Regions from separate parts of the Homo sapiens genome. Here region 2 is linked to region 1. A link is an interaction called in ENCODE POLR2A ChIA-PET data of the cell type or tissue named here. Cell type or tissue: HepG2. All regions are shown on one strand. Each heading gives the region's core, and the rest is flanking DNA. Links, peaks and the distances in the headings are about the cores only. Region 1 holds the start of SNORA71B (small nucleolar RNA, H/ACA box 71B). Region 2 has its middle 9.1 kb from the start of BPI.

Evidence for each region. Peaks named below come from ENCODE experiments on the same cell type or tissue, not always from the same donor. Only the 100,000 strongest peaks of a DNase experiment are listed, where the experiment ranks them.
Region 2: POLR2A ChIA-PET joins it to region 1 with 6 read pairs; 4 of 35 experiments call an interaction of 5 or more read pairs at or near these places.

What each region holds. Positions count from the first base shown.
Region 1 is chr20:38,423,861-38,429,234 of GRCh38, forward strand. SNHG17 (small nucleolar RNA host gene 17) reads right to left here. Exons shown (of 8, transcript NR_185934.1): 4 at 2,559-2,643; 5 at 2,075-2,192. It overlaps SNORA71B (small nucleolar RNA, H/ACA box 71B), which reads right to left and starts at 1,470; the gene lies at 1,335-1,470. SNORA71A (small nucleolar RNA, H/ACA box 71A) reads right to left here and starts at 3,583; the gene lies at 3,446-3,583. RefSeq lists an enhancer at 2,181-2,480. In HepG2, for the core only: no CTCF peak of the experiment used is centred there; a DNase peak (open chromatin) is centred at 2,389.
Region 2 is chr20:38,292,342-38,297,715 of GRCh38, forward strand. No RefSeq gene overlaps it. Among named protein-coding and RNA genes, the nearest start is that of BPI, 9.1 kb to the right of the region's middle. In HepG2, for the core only: no CTCF peak of the experiment used is centred there; no DNase peak of the experiment used is centred there; H3K27me3 peaks cover 917 bases.

The DNA of each region.
Region 1 (5,374 bases), core at 110-5,109:
ATAGACAATAAACATTTTAAAAACAGGTTGGGTGTGGTGGCTCACGCTTGTAATCCCAGCACTTTGGGAGGCTGTCCCAATTATTTGTATCACATAAGGCCAGGACTTCGAGACCAGCCTGGCCAACATGGTGAAACCCCATCTCTACTAAAAATACAAAAATTAGCTGGGCGTGGTGATGCACATCTTTAATCCCAGCTACTCGGAGGCTGAGGCATGAGAATCACTGAACCCAGGAGGCAGAGGCTGCAGTGAGCCGTGTTTGCACCACTGCACTCCAGCCTGGGCAACAGAGCAAGACTGGGTCTCAAAAAAAAAAAAATTAAAAAAAAAAGAAAAAAAGGATGCCAAGGCAAGAAGGCTTTTGGAGCAGGCCATGCCTGGCAGTGATCAGCACAGACCTGGGATGGGTAATGAACAGGTGGGGTGGGAGAGCCCCGCACCTACCATCTAGTGTGTAAGAGCTGCATTCATACATCTGACTATACCTATAGCATATTGTCTCCCCCGATTACTACTCTAGCCCTTGCCACCTTAATCTAAGGCCAGAAGGAAAATCCACCTCTGGTAGACCATGGACGCTCCTCACAGCCAGGACTGAAGGTGGACTGTAACAGCTGGCTTGTTCTAGGACATTTTTAACCCCAGCACTGCTCAATGGGATAAGCCTTGTCACCTTACAACAATGTGTCTTCTCATTTACTGTTTGTCCAGGTGCTACATGTCAGTTACCAGGCACCATGTGAAACAAGACAGAGGCACTGCCCTGAGGAAGCTCACAGCACAGTGGGCAGGAGAAGCAAACCAACAATTCCCAGACAGTGTGACCAGTGCTGAGAGGTGGGAAGGAGTGTGATGGGGAGGCAGAGAGAGCTTCTGGGGGGAGCTCTAGGAAGGGGTAACCACTACTGTGGCTCCAAAACTAGCTCAGAGACATAAACTCAGTGTGGCAGGTCCCTGCTTCACTGTCCTTTGACAGGAGCCTCTGAGTCCCATGCTAGGCACAAGGGACACTCAATGAACCATACAGCACCAGTGTATGGTAGATGCATGTAACAATAGCTTCTTAGGAAATGAGGGTTGCCATGTGGAGGTTACTGGGGGAAGGTGCTATATAATCTGCATGCATTTTACAAGTGGATGAGGTGCCCCCATCCAGCCCCCCACCACTAGACTGCTGACTGCCCTCAAGTTCCCCAGATAAACCCTGTTTCCTTCACTGGCTCCAGGTCTCTTCTCCGGCCTGTTGAACCTGGTGCCATCCCTAATGAGGTAAACAGGGGTCTGGCACGACAACCAGGTACCAGGAGGTAACATCACTGGTGAGAATAAAGGCATGTACGAAAGCTCCAGAGTTTGGAAGGGATAGGAGTGGACCCTTCAAACACGGGGAAGCGCTTTCATTGATTCCTCTCCCTGCACTATCAATGACCAGGGCAAAGGCAGCCCACGATCACTTTCGAATACAGGGACAAAATAGGGCAGTGAGTGAGTTGAGAGGGGAGGCACTGACAGCAGCTTAGGAAGGGCCCAAACTAAGAGACCTGGAAACAAGTCAGTGACCAGATTTGCAGCCTAGAATTGCAGCAGCTGCTTCTGATTCCCAAAGATTTCTAACATGGTTTGATTTCCCAAACTTTAGCATGAATACGAATCACCTGGAGACCATGTTAAGCCAGATTGCTGGCTCCAGATCCAAAACTTCTGATGTAGTAGGTTGGGACAGGGCTAAGAACTTGCACTTCTTACAAGTTCCCAAGTAATACTGATGGTACCTGGTTCTGGGACCACAGTTTGAGAACCACTACTCAAATGCTTCCCTCATAAGAGAATGAGATGGAAGATCAACTCTGGGTGAAATGTTGAGAATTCACTGGATTAGGAAGTCAGGGATTGTGTGATACTATCCACACGTCGGCCAGGCCTGGACTTACTATCCATAATCCCAGCACTTTGGGAAGCCAAGGTGGAAGGATTGCTTGAGCCCAGGAATTCAAAACGAGCCCAAGCAACATGGTGAGACTCCGCCTCTACAAAAAATTTCTAAAAATTAGCTGGGTGCAGCAGCACGTACCTGTGGTCCCAGCTACTCAGGAAGCTGAGGTGGAGGATCACTTGAGCCCAGGTCGAGGCTGCAGTGAGCCATCATTGCACCACTGCACTCCAGCCTGGGTGACAGAATGAGACCCTGCCTCAAAAAAAAAAAAAAAAAAAAAAAATCCATAAATCACTTCATAACAAGGATCGCCACCAAGTCCAGAGAAAACCACTAGCTAATTGCCTGCCTCCAAAATGCAGTACTCCTCCCACTTCAACAAACTATGCCAATCCACACTAGGATGACTCAGAGCCCAAGGGGAGCTCTGTAAGCCCCACCGTGATTCACACAGTGGAGTCGCAGAGTTCGAGGAAAAGAGGGTGTCACATGTCCCTGTGGGCCTCAGTGGAAGAGCAAGCAATGGGAAGCAGCCTCTGCCTCCCCTCTAGTGACCTCAAAGCCTTCGTCCTTGCGGCCTGAACACCAGTGCATTCTCTAGAGAAGCACCCAGGATTCATACCTTACAAGCACCGCAGCTCAGCCTCTTCTTGAAGACACGTCACCTGGGGCCACTGGGCACACAGGACAGAGGTCAGCTGACAATCCTGCAATGACAAGAAGCCACACATATCACTTCTTATAACACATTCCACTATCCAACATGTTCAACAGGAAAAAGCGACCTCTCAATCGGGGTGGGATGGGCTAGACGGCGGCTGCATCAGTGACTTCCCCTTGGTCCTCCCTCTCTAGCTTTATTCCTGATCTTACAACTCCACCCATTCCTCCAGGGGCAACCTGAGAACCAGTCATCCTCAGGGGAGCCCCAAAGGCCAGCACAAAAGGCAGAGGAATTAAGAGCTGGAATGGTGGCCAGTGAGTGACACCAATGCACACCTCAGAGGGTCGAGAGAACAGGCGAAACTCTTGGGTGGGAAGTGAGGGAAGTGTTTTGCCTCTCAGAACCCGGCTGTGCTCCCCTTGCAGCAATGAGCACTTTCTCTTTCTTACGACAAACCCTTCAGGACCCCCTATTCCAGGCCAATGACATGTAAAGATGTAAAGATGCTACCCTATCCTGTCCCCAAGTTACACATACACACACACACACACACACACACACACACACACACACGGGGTCAGCCCTGCTCACCCCAACCTCAAAGTCTCCCTCATGTTTATATGCCAATATTGCACTTATTCGAAACTGTGCTATCCACTGCGACACACCATGACTCATTACATATCACATTCCCTTCCTGATCTACCCCTCAGAACACAGAGCCTGGTTTCTGCAAAGAGAGGTCAAGCTGAGAAAGACTTAAGCATGATGCCCCCCCGCACTGACTTTCATGTGGCAGCCAAGCAAGCGCCGGACTCCTCAAGGGCTGGCAGGAGAGCAACAGGAGTTGTGTGAAAGCTTCAGGGTTCGGATGGGATAGGGTGGACCCTCCAAACACGGGGACAACCTCTTTCAGCGTTCCTCTCCCTGCACTATCAATGACCTAGGCACAGGCAGCCTATGATCACTTTCGGATGCAGGAGCAGAAACAGACAGGAGAGCCAGGAAGGGCAGGAGGATGGTGCCAGGGCCTGTGGGATGACCCAAGTCAGGGACAGTACAAGACTCCTGCAGCTGCCATCTGTCCTGTAAAATCCCATAAAACCTAACCACCAAGGGGAATCAAAGGGGAAACACCTCTGACAAAAGCCCTGGAAAAATCTGGGGACTAGAGAGCAGGATCATGGGGTCACGTCTGTAAAAATCAATTATGCCCTACCTTTGTTTTCTGTATCAGGAAATTGAGATTCAAAACAGGTCAGATGGCCCTTGGCTGGCATCTGGGAACTTGGCTCTCGGGATGTTCCTAGTCAACAGTTTACTGATCAGAACCGTTCACTGGACACAGTCTCTCCGTGCAAATAATGTGGCACAGGCACCTGTTTTCCTGAAAGTCTGGAATTTTGGTGCGTGCTAGGCAGGTGGTGTCTACATAACCAGATCCCAGTAAACACCCCGGGCATGGAGGCCCTACTGGGCTTCCCTGGGCAGAAACACTGCACACAGGCTGAATGCATTTTCACTGCTGAGGGGAGAATGGGTTCCATGTGATTTCTGAGAGAGGGAGGGAGCATGAGGAAGCTGGCACAGGGATTCCTCCAGACTCAACCTGCATCTTTTTTCCTGAATCATTTGGCTGTGTACCCCTACAATGTTGCTAGGTTAAATCTTAACCATTGATTACAACTGGAAAGAAATCCAGCCACTTTCCATTATGACATGCTGCTAATGCACTGCAGGAAAAGCCCCCAGCGCTCGCCCCAGGCAGCTCCCTGCAGGGGCCTCCTCCTCCACAGCCCCTGAAGGCACAGAAGGAGGGGCCAGCTCCAATCCAGCTTTCCCAGGGAAGAGGAGTCTGGATCTGGGAATCCATAGGACATGGCTCCTCTTCTCATCCTCACCTCTCCCTACGTCACCACCAAAGCACCAGAAAAAAAGGGGACGTGACTTTACAGGGTGCAAAAAGCCAAAATTCCAGAGATGGACAAGAAACCTTACCTCGGGCCCTGCGGTCTGCCACTCTCCTGCAACACCTCTCACTAAGCATCTCTACAGTGTTGCATAGATGCTGACTAAACCGTTCTTCTCACCTGAACAGCCATGACTTCTTTTAGGAATGAAATAGCAGCTTATCTCTAAGAAAGGGGCTAGAGAACTTCTAAGGCAGGGATGATATCCGCTTCATCTGTCAGGCCAACTGTTACTAAGTTCAAGAGGATGCTGGGGCCATGATGATCTTGGGATGTGCTGTTTCTCCAGCAGCGTCCAGCAAGCAGCTGGGGAGGTCGTGGGGAAGCCGTGCAGAGGCTGCTGCCGTAAATCCCTCAGTGATCTTCTCCCCTGCCTGTCTCTGGTCCTTGATTCCTTTCCCACAAGCTGGAGGGAAAATCCTCCCCATACAAGGGAAATCCTCCCCATACAAGGCTGGAGGGAAATCCTCCCCATACAAGGCCAAGGCCAACAGAAATGAGTTACCTCAGAATCCTGTGAAGGGGTGGAAAACACCAAATCTGCTCCCACCAATCCCACACAGGTGCTGACTCAGTATTTTTCTCCAACACCCCAAAATGTAATGAACCCGATCTCCTTACAGTGGAGGGACTCTCCCTTTCTCGTTTTTCTTTCTTGAGACAGGGTCTCACTCTGTTGCCCAGGCTGAGTGCAGTGGCATGGTCATGGCTCACTGCAGCCTTGTCCTCCCGGGCTCAAGAGAGCCTCCTGCCTCAGCCTCCTGAGAAGCTAGGACTACAGGGGCATGCACCGCCATGCCTGGC
Region 2 (5,374 bases), core at 137-5,136, 130 kb before region 1:
CTGGCCTGGAAAACAGTAGGAGTTCATCAAGAGTGGCTTTGTTGTACAGTGGTTGTCTTGTACCCAGTTGGATTGGCAGCAGCTTCGGGGCACGAGGAGCGACTGTTCACTCCTTGGGGAGCTTGCAGCACAGGGCAAGGTGCACAGTAGGCACTTGGTGGCTGGCAGGGCCCTCTGGGGCATCCTATGGGTGAATATCTTGCTGAGCCCATGGAAGGCCCATGTCAGAATCCAGTAATGTGCTGGGGAGGCGAGCTGGGGTGGGGTTGGAAGTGGTGCTCACCAGCCCAGCCAGGGTTCCTCTTAAAAGTCACAGTGCTCGAAGCCAGTACAGTGCCTCACCCCTTTTTATGCCCTCACCTGGCTCATCTCCCATCCATTAGTCCTCAAGGTACATCTGTGAGTCCCATGGGTCAGGTAGTGGGTGCAATGGGAGGAGATGAGGGTGTGGACTTGTCCTCAGATCTACCTCTTAGTACCTATGAGAAGTCAGCAACCACCCTGACCCTCTGTGTCTTCATCTGTAAAATGCATATATTAGTCTCTTCTTTGGTGGAAAGGATTAAATGAGATGTTGCATATGGAGGCATGTGAGGGTTTTGTAAGTGCTCATTCTCCCTTTTGCCTCAGGAAGAAAGCCTCCACCTTCAGACTATCAGGCACCTGGGGACAGACCCCAGGACACTGCCTTTTGTGGCTCTTGCCACCCATGGTCACCTCAGTTACTCAAGCCACACATGCATGTTCGTGCATCCCCCACATATACACAGAAACTCACGGGCGTTATATCAACCAGGGTTCCTAGCTGCAAGCAACAGAAAGCAACCATGACTGACTTAAGCAGAAAAGGAATTTCTCAAAAGAATATTATTTGATTTATGGAATCACAGGAAATCATCCAGGTCTCTACCTGGAAGGCAGAATGAACCTTATTAAAATCAGTTGAGATGCGCACTTAGCATTGTGCCTTGCACAGAGTAACTGCTCAGGAAAGGTTATCCAATAATAATGAAAGCATGTCTTATGGTGTGACACCTCTGCTCAAAATCCTTTCATAGATCCAATTGTCTACCATGGAAACCCGGCCTCTGGGCTGTGGATACTTGTGATGGGAGAGGTGGTGCGGGCTCCGAATTCTTTCCAATAGTCTGCAAACCCGCAGAGCCATGAAGCATTGTCTGTAGGCCAGCACTCATCCTCCACCCCTCTGCCTGCTTCTCCGCTCTCCTAGTTCCTTCTCCCTCCTCTAGGAATTCAGCATTGCCACTCTGATTGGCTGGATTTTGGGACATTGATTGAGCCTTGTTTTCTAGTGGGCAGGAGGCTCTGTGTCTTAAAGGCCACTGGCCCAGCTGCCAATGAATCAGTACTTTGTTTCCCCAGGTAGAGTGGGGGCAGGGGGCAGGGAACGGGCAGGGCAAGTTTGGGGCATTCTGCTCCGAGGTCCCTCTAGCCAAACGTTATCAAATCTCATCCAACATGCTCCTGGCTCTCCATTTCAGATGTCTGTAAACTGGGGACTACAAAATGCAAATATGTTTAAGAGTTGCTAAATTTGCAGTGACTTTTTCTCAATCAGTGTTTTGCAAATCTAACTACTATCATAGGAAGACCTTTATACTTGAAAAACTTGGCGGGTCACTCACCACCCAGATCAAGACCAAAGCATGGCTGTCAGTGCCTTCGCTTAAACAGTTCTCTCCACCTGGCCTGCCCTTCTGCCATGCCCCTCCTAGGCCATCACAGATGCCAGCTCAGAGGGGCAGTTCCTGCTGGCTGCATGGTGTCCCACCTGGACTGTGTCACCAGCCTCTTCACAGCCTCTAGCCTTCGGTGCTCCCTACCTGACCACCCATACGTCTAGCAGGCAGACGGACGGGTCCAGAAATGCACACCTGGTCACCTTGATTGCACTGAGCCCTGCCCTGCAGTCAGTTACCTGGGTTTTCCACCAGGCATCCATTTAGCTTAGTCATCTTCCTCTGGGACAGTGGCCGTTTGATGGTGACAGACCTAGGCCCAGGTTTCTAAGAATCAGGAAGATGAAGCAACAGGGAAAGCAGGTTGACCCTCGCTTCCTTCCCCTTCCACAGGACGGTCCTGCCCCGGCTGACAGAGGAGGGGTGAGTCCTGCTGCTTCCTGGCCTGTAAGATGCCCCTCAAGGTCGGGCGTGGTGGCTCACACCTGTAATCCCAACACTTTGGGAGGCCAAGGCGGGCAGATCACCTGAGGTCAGAAGTTTGAGACCAGCCTAACCAATATGGTAAAATCTCATCTTTACCAAAACGACGACGACAACAACAACAACAACAACAAAATTAGCTGGATGTGGTGGTGTGTGCCTGTAATCCTACTCAGGAGGCTGAGGTGGGAGAATTGCTTGAACCTGGGAGGTAGAGGTTGCAGTGAGCTGGGACTGCACCACTGCACTCCAGCCTGGGCGGCAGAGGGAGACCCAGCCAAAAAAAATGCCCCTTAAGTTTCCCAGCCTGAATATATTCAGTCACCTGAGCCACTGAGAGGCTCCCCCGTGGCTCCAGTCAGTGGCAGGAGCTGGAAGTCTCAGGAGAGAAGGAAAACGGAACCCAAACCTTTGCAAACACTCAGACCGGCTGCTAAGTGCCACGCACGCGTTTGATCACACTGACTCCTCCGGCGAGCCCTGTAAGGCTGGCGTTACTATCCCACTTTACAGATGAAGGAACTGAAGGTGGCTGAGGTAGCGACCCTTCCTAATGGGTGGGAGTGGGATTGAACTGAGCCACACAGTCAGCATTTATCCCCCCAACAAAGAGTAATAACTGCCCCCGTGGCCCAGGCCTGGCTTGCCAAAGGCTGTACATTCTGTGTGGAATAAACCTAAGATGCTGTGGGAGGGAGGGAGTTCAGGGAAGGCTTCCTGGAGGACACGGTGCTGCATGCCAGGCAATGGGAAATGCATCTTCAAAGGCATGGAGGTGTGACAAAGTTTCACATGTTCAAGGTTATTTCTCTAAGTTAGTGTTTCTCGAGGGGTGGCATCAACTGGGAGCTTTCCAAGCCTTGTCACCTACCCTGTACTCAGGATCAGGGCGTGGGGCTTGCTTTTGGAAATCTGCGTGGTCATAAGCTCCTGGGTGGTTGTACTTGAAAGTGGCAGTGCGAGAACCAATGGGGTGGGATGTGGAGGGCCCTGTGAGCCTGTTAAGGAAGTGGGCCTTGCCCCTTGGTGATGTGAAGCAGAGGGGGGATGGTGCTGGTGTCGGCTTCAGAGAGATCTCTTTGGCAGGTGTAGGTGACCAGCTTGGAGCCTGGGCACCTGAGACAAGGCCGGAGCAGCCATCAGGAGGCCAGACAGCAGGAATCAAGGTCTGGACTTCAGAGTGGTCAAGAGGATAGAAAGAATAGAGAAAGAGAGAAGGCAGGCTTGAGGAGGGCTTCCAGGTTCCAGCTTTATGGAGGAGGCGAGAGGGGGCTGGGTTTGGAGAATTGGTAGAGCCGAGACAGCAGTGCAGCCCTTACACCCGGGCAGGTCAGGACCCCACAGGCCCTATGCCTCAGGGTGCCCCACACCTTAGAGTGCCTTCCTCAGAACTTTCTAGGTCCCACCTGGCACCTAGAACCAGCTAGGCATGGCAGTGTCATCCGTGTGGGCACCCCAGGCCCAGGGTCAGGCCCCGATCTGCTGTCTCATTCCTCATTTATTCTCTATGGGACACTTTACAGCCCTGGACCCTGAGGAAGGGGTCTGCCAGGTGCCCTGAGAGCTCTGGGACTCATCCTATGAAGTGTCCTGGGGCCCTGAGGCCAGGTCCCAGTTTCAGGAGGGTGCCTGGAGAGCTGATCATCCCTGCTGGCCAGCGCAATGTTACTTTGGTGGGGTCATGTGAAATTGGGCTGCCAGAATGGTCCTCAAATGCTGATTTGAGGTGACTCCAAATATTTGCCTGCCCAGGGCTCTGCCTAAGGACAGCCGTGGGTGCAGGGACACTTGCTGCTGGTTGGTATCTAGACACTGCCCTGATATCCCTGGGTGCCTTCCTGCTACCCTGGCCACCCCAGATGGGGTGACTCAGGTGAGGTCCTTGGGGAGGCCACCCTGGCACCCACTGGCCAGTGACTCCCACCTGCTGGCCTCTCCTCATGTATTACACCTCCACCTTAATCACACGGCCAACCGCAATATCCCCAGCAATAGGGCCATTTGATGTCGCATGATCTGCTGCACTGAGAAGAACGCAGCGTCGCTTCTGTGGTTTCCCTGCTCAGAGGGCACGACCTGAATCCAGTCCCAAGGAAACAACAGCCAAACCCAAACCGACAGACATTCTGCAAAGCAGCTGGGTTGTCCTCTCCAAAAATGTCAAGTCATGAAAACACTGAGAAACTGTTCCAGCTTAAAAGAGACCAAGAGCCTGGGCACAGTGGCTTACACCTGTAATCCCAACACTTTGGGAGGCTGAGGTGGGCGGATCATGAGGTCAGGAGTTCGAGACCAGCCTGACCAACGTGGTGAAACCCTGTCTCTACTAAAAATACAAAAATTAGCCAGGCATGGTGGCGCTTGCCTGTAATCCCAGCTGCTCGGGAGACGAAGGCAGGAGAATTGCTTGAACCCAGGAGGTGGAGGTTGCAGTGAGCCGAGATCTCACCACTGCACTCCAGCCTGGGTAGTAAGAGTGAAACTCCATCTCAAAAAAAAAAAAAAAAAGACCAAGAGACATGAGAAGAAACTGCAACAGGAGGTCCTATATTGGACCCTAGACCCATTCACATCATTATTGGTACCATTGGTGAAATGGGAATGGGGTCAGTGGATTAGCTGGTAATACTGTATGAATGTTTGTGCTGTGATAGGCCGGGCACAGTGGCTCACACCTGCAATCCCAGCACTTTAGAGGCCGAGGCGGGTGGATCACAAGGTCAGGAAATCGAGACCATCCTGGCCAACGTGGTGAAACGCCGTTTTTACTAAAAATACAAATATTAGCTGGGCATGGTGGCACGTGCCTGTAATCCCAACTACTTGACAGGCTGAGGCAGGAGAATCACTTAAACCCGGGAGGCGGAGGAGGTTGCAGTGAGCTGAGATCGCGCCACTACACTCCAGCCTGGTGACAGAGTGAGATTCTGTCTCAAAAAAAAAAAAAAAAAAGTGCTGTTTGTGCTGTGATTATGCAGGAAAGCATCCTTGTTTTTAGGAAATACAAACTAAAATATTATGCGTGCACTTACACCCAAATAATTCTGGAAAAATATTTACATATATATATGTATACACATATATATTCATATATAGATACATCTGTAAAGATAAGTGTAGTAAAACATTACTAACTTGGACAATCTGTGTGAGATAAATATAGGAATTTTTGTACGATTTTTGAAACTGTT